Linked DNA regions of Homo sapiens: region 1 is linked to region 2. A link is a loop called in an ENCODE intact Hi-C map of the cell type or tissue named here. Cell type or tissue: gastrocnemius medialis. All regions are shown on one strand. Region 1 has its middle 9.9 kb from the start of ANKRD40CL. Region 2 overlaps ANKRD40 (ankyrin repeat domain 40).

What was found. A loop is a pair of places that touch in the nucleus more often than their neighbours do. Peaks named below come from ENCODE experiments on the same cell type or tissue, not always from the same donor. Only the 100,000 strongest peaks of a DNase experiment are listed, where the experiment ranks them.
Region 1: a loop joins it to region 2, with 2.2 times the contacts of the local background. A loop is called at or near these places in 4 of 110 quality-filtered maps.

What each region holds. Positions count from the first base shown.
Region 1 is chr17:50,756,363-50,758,862 of GRCh38, forward strand. No RefSeq gene overlaps it. Among named protein-coding and RNA genes, the nearest start is that of ANKRD40CL, 9.9 kb to the right of the region's middle. RefSeq lists a silencer at 726-1,020. In gastrocnemius medialis, no CTCF peak of the experiment used is centred here; no DNase peak of the experiment used is centred here; H3K27ac peaks cover 270 bases.
Region 2 is chr17:50,701,126-50,703,625 of GRCh38, forward strand. All of the region lies in intron 1 of ANKRD40 (ankyrin repeat domain 40), which reads right to left. Among named protein-coding and RNA genes, the nearest start is that of ANKRD40, 5.5 kb to the right of the region's middle. In gastrocnemius medialis, no CTCF peak of the experiment used is centred here; no DNase peak of the experiment used is centred here; H3K27ac peaks cover 343 bases.

The DNA.
Region 1 (2,500 bases), 55 kb after region 2:
CACCCAGGCTGGAGTGCAGTGGCACGAGCTCAGCTCACTGCATCTTTCGCCTCCTGGGTTCAAGCCATTCTCGTGCCTCAGCCTCCCAAGTAGCTGGGATTACAGCTTCGCACCACCACACCTGGCTCATTTTTTTGTATTTTTAGTAGAGTGTTTCACCATGTTGTCCAGGCTGGTCTCAAAACTCCTGACCTCAAATGATCAGGCCCACCCTGGCCTCCCAAAGTGCTGGGATTACAGGTATGAGCCACCGCGCCCAGTCTTCAAATTGAGGTCTTAATTGTAACTCTTAAAAAGCTAGAAACGGCGACAAGAGCAAGACTCCGTCTCAAAAAAAAAAAAAAAAAAAAAAAAAAAGAAACCTAAATGTATGTTTTCTGTGTGATACCTTATTTTCATCTTAACATAGTTTCTACTTGTCTGCCAGCCAGGGAGCTGATGGTTTTGTTTTCCTGTCTAAACAGCTTCCAAAGAAGCTTTTCTCAGGCTTATGCCATTCTGGGAAAGAAAACTGCTTTACTGTGCTGTACTCCTTCCCCTGGCCCAAGTTAGGTTGTTACCTCAGAGAGGCTGCTGCTTTGGCCTTGTTCTAATTTTAGTAGGGGTACTGTGAACACAAAAATGTTTACTCTTTAAAAAGAGGAAAGTGACTGAAATTTGAATTGGCAGATTCATAAGGTTCATATAACTAAGGCCCTACGTCAGTTTACAGCAGCCCTGTTACCCCTCAACTATGCTCCAGGTGAGACTTGGATCCCCTCAGTATGAGCATAGGGCTTGGCTGTGAGTTCATCCAACACATCCCCGAGTGCTCCTATGTGCTGTGGAGTGACTGATACCTTTGGATACACCAAGAACAAAATAGGTGCAGCTCCAGGTCCCTCCGCTATGGAATCTGTCCTCACTGCAGCAGTGGCACCCTCAGGGCTGTGCCTTGTACACAGGACTTCTGAAAGGGGAGTGGAAAGGGGTGGTGCTGTTGAGTTACTAATCACCCTATTAGTTGAAAGTGCAGAGTTAATGAACAACTAAGAATTCTAGGTCATTTCATATTTTATTTTAACCTAAATAGTTCTGGGACTTCTTAGGATGGCATTTTGGTACGTGATTAATTTCACTTAAGGCCATTTTAGAATCAGTGGAATTGGCCGGGCGCGGTGGCTCACACTTGTAATCCCAGCACTTTGGGAGGCCAAGGCAGTCGGATCATGAGGTCAGGAGTTCAAGACCTGCCTGGCCAACATAGTGAAACCCTGTCTCTACTAAAAAAAAAAAAAAAATTAGCTGGGTGTGGTGGTGGGCACTGTAGTCCCAGCTACTTGGGAGGCTGAGGCAGGAGAATTACTTGAACCTGGGAGGCGGAGGTTGCAGTGAGCTGAGATCACACCACTGCACTCCAGCCTGGGTGACACAGCGAGACTGTCTCAAAAAAAATAAAAAATAGGCTGGGCCTGGTGGCTCACCCCTGTAATCCCCAGCACTTTGGGAGGCTGAGGTGGGTGGATCACGAGGTCAGGAGTTCAAGACCAGCCTGGCCAACATAGTGAAAACCCATCTCTACTAAAAATACAAAAAAAATTAGCGGGCATGGTGGTGGGCACTGTAGTCCCAGCTACTTAGGAGACAGGCAGGAGAATTGCTTGAACCCGGGAGGCAGAGGTTGCAGTGAGCCAAGATCGTGCCACTGCACTCCAGCCTGGGCAACACAGTAAGACTCTGTCTCAAAATAAATAAATAAAATGAGTTGGAATTGCACCTTACTCAGGGATTAGTTTTTTATAATCGATGTGTGAGGTGAAAACTAATCAAATTACTCTTGAAGCTCTTCAAATTTTGTTTTACTGATAATCTGCAGCCTTAAGACTTATTTGTGTTATAGAAAATGAGTTTTGGCTGGGCGCAGTGGCTCACACCTGTAATTTCAACACTTCGGGAGACCAAAGCGGGCACATCACATGAAGCCAGGAGTTCGACACCAGCCTGGCCAACATGGCAAAACTTTGTCAAAACTATTTTTAAAAATTAGCTGGGCATGGTGATGCATGCCTGTAATCCCAGCCACTTGGGTGGCTGAGGCATGAGAATCACTTGAACCTACGAGACAGGTTGCACAGTGAGCCGAGATCATGCACTCAAGCCTGGGTAACAGTGATATGCACCCCCCCAAAGTTTTTCTTTTTTTCTTTTTTTTTTTTTTTTTTTTTAGAGATAAGGTCTTGCTATGTTGCTCAAGCTAAACTTGAACTCCTGGGATTACAGGCGTGAGCCACTATGCCTGGCCTCAAAATTAAAAAAAAATAAGCAATTTAGATGCTGACCTGAAGTGCTTCTGTCACCTTGTTACAGGAGGCCGCAAATGCTAACTAAGCAAGTTGCAGATGGTCCCACATGACGTTTCTGAATGAAACAGGACACTTCTTACTATTGGAACCATTTTTCTCTGTTTTGAACAGTTGGATAAGGGAAGTCTTGACGTGCTGCCTATGTGTCCGCTGCCCTT
Region 2 (2,500 bases):
TCAATATTATCAGGATAATAACCATCTCCTATCAGCAGCTTGCTCTGTCACTTAAATTATTATTATGACAGCAGATATTCTTGCCTGAATCCCAGTTGCTCACTTTCTTTTTCCTTCTTACTTTTCTTTCCTTAACACACACACAAAGGATTTCCAAATTTCCATTTTTAAAAAGTTGGCTTCTCTAGTTCTCTCCAGAAGGCTACAAACATATCCTCATCTGCGTAAATGTAAGGCACTGCACACATACTTTAATTCCTGAGGTACTTAAAAAATATACATCAACAACCAAAATTCTTCACGAACAGGTTCTTCTAACATATCAGACTCATTTAAGTAAAACTAATCACTCAATATTGTACACAGAGGAAGCAATTCTGCACACTCTGAAGGGCTACTATTTTAATACTGTACAGAAACATAATTAGCATGCCAGCAAAAACTCCATCTTAACAGAAATGAAAGATTCAGAGCAACTAAATCCATCCCTAGGTGCCAGAGCTGACTGTATATTATGGAAGGAAAATACTTTTCGCCTGTGTTTTGAAAGGTCTTCTTTCACCAACTCTCTAACTGAACTGAGATACATATCTTCAGAGCTCTTATAGCCAAATACAGAAATGAAGATTAGAACAAATGTTCAATATTGAAGGTTAGTTCACTAACCTGGGAAGTATAATTATTTGGAAAGTTTATATGATTCCAGGAAAAAGCTGATTTGCCCTGGGCTTAACATTAGTAACTTACAGAAAGTTAGCATGTCTGGCTGGCTGGGAGCAATTCCATTGATGTCTCAGAGTGACATTCTACATTATGGTTCATTAGAATTAGATTATCCAGGTTCCTTTAAGGTGTATTCCATGATGCAATGACAAAATTATTGCTAATTTGGGAAAAATAAGAGTCTCGTTAAGTTTGGGAGAGAAGAGTCTTGATCAAGCTCCCTGAAGGCAAGGAAGTGTTTGCTTGGCATGTATTAATTAATATTTACTGAATGGGCCAGGCACGGTGGCTCACACCTGTAATCCCAGCACTTAGGGAGGCCAAGGCAGGTGGATCACTTTAGGTCGGGAGTTTGAGACCAGCCTGCCCAATAGGGTGAAACCCCATCTCTACTAAAAATACAAAAATTAGTGTGATGGTGCATGTCTGTAATCCCAGCTACTGGGGAGGCTGAGGCAGGAGAATTGCTTGAACCCAGGAGGTGGAGGTTGCAGCGAGCCAAGATTGTGCCACTGCACTTCAGCCTGGGCAACACAGCAAGACTCCATCTCAAAAAAAAAAAAAGTACCAAATGAGTAAACTAAGGATAAAGTGGACCTTGCTTGAAGTAGAAGGATCCAATCTACCCTTGATTCTGGGCAAACTGGAACCTTGAGTGTGTTTGTGTGTGGATGTCTGTGGCACAGGCTTAAAAAGTGAACAATTATAATGATAAGTGAGCCCTCAAAAATGAATGAAGCATGATGAGAAAAATATGCTCCCTTTTGGAAATAAAATGCTCACTTGCTAGTAGTAGATCACTTGTTCGTGGCAAGCTTGAGAGTAAAGGAGGTAATTTACTACCAGTGGGTCTGAGAGACTCTGGGACAAACCAACTTGCTAAACTACCACCCATGTAAAGCAGGGTTAAGTCAACATAGCGTGGCCCCCACAGCCCTGTGCCTTAGTGATCATCATTTACCGTCCAGAGCTGTGCGGCTCTGGGCAGCCATAACTCAGAGCCCCTGCAGCCAGGTAATATTTTCAAGTTCTTCATGAACCAAGGGTTATGCATGACACTTGAATTACAACTGATGTGGGGGAATGATTAGTGATCAATCTAATTGATAGATTACTCTATCTTTGAACTTCAACTCCTTAAGCTTTACATTTGCAGTCAAAATATCTTATTAGTGTCAGAAACTATTTCAGACCTGAGGCACTGGGTGTCATTCATCAACAGGGCATCACTCATTGGTGCTGAAATTGTGATTACTGAGCAACTAAGACTTGAAAGCAGTCACCATTCTGCTTTGCAAATGCAAGAGAGTACGTTTTTTTGAGGGTAACCTTATATTCCATTATCTAGCATATTGCTTCATAATAAGAAAACAACAACAATGGCTAATACAGGTATAATGCTTTACGTGTTGGACATTGTTCTAAAGGCATTACATGTATTAACTTATTTAATCCTCTAAACCCATGAGGTAATACTACTGTCAACATTCCCCCCATTTTACAGAAGAGGAAACAGACATCAGCAAATAAATAAGCAAAGCACGCAGTACGCTAGGTGGTGATGAAGTATGACAGCAATAGTAAAGCAGGGAAAGGCATTAGGGAATGACAGAGGTTGGAAAGGGGCATTGTGCAACTTTAAATTGAGGGCCCAGGAAAAGCCTTGCCAAGAAGGTGACATCTAAACTAAAATCTGAAGGTGGTGAGGAAGCAAACCATGTGATATCTGGAGGGAAAGCATTTAAGAGAGTGGGAAGACAAAACGCAAAGATCTTGA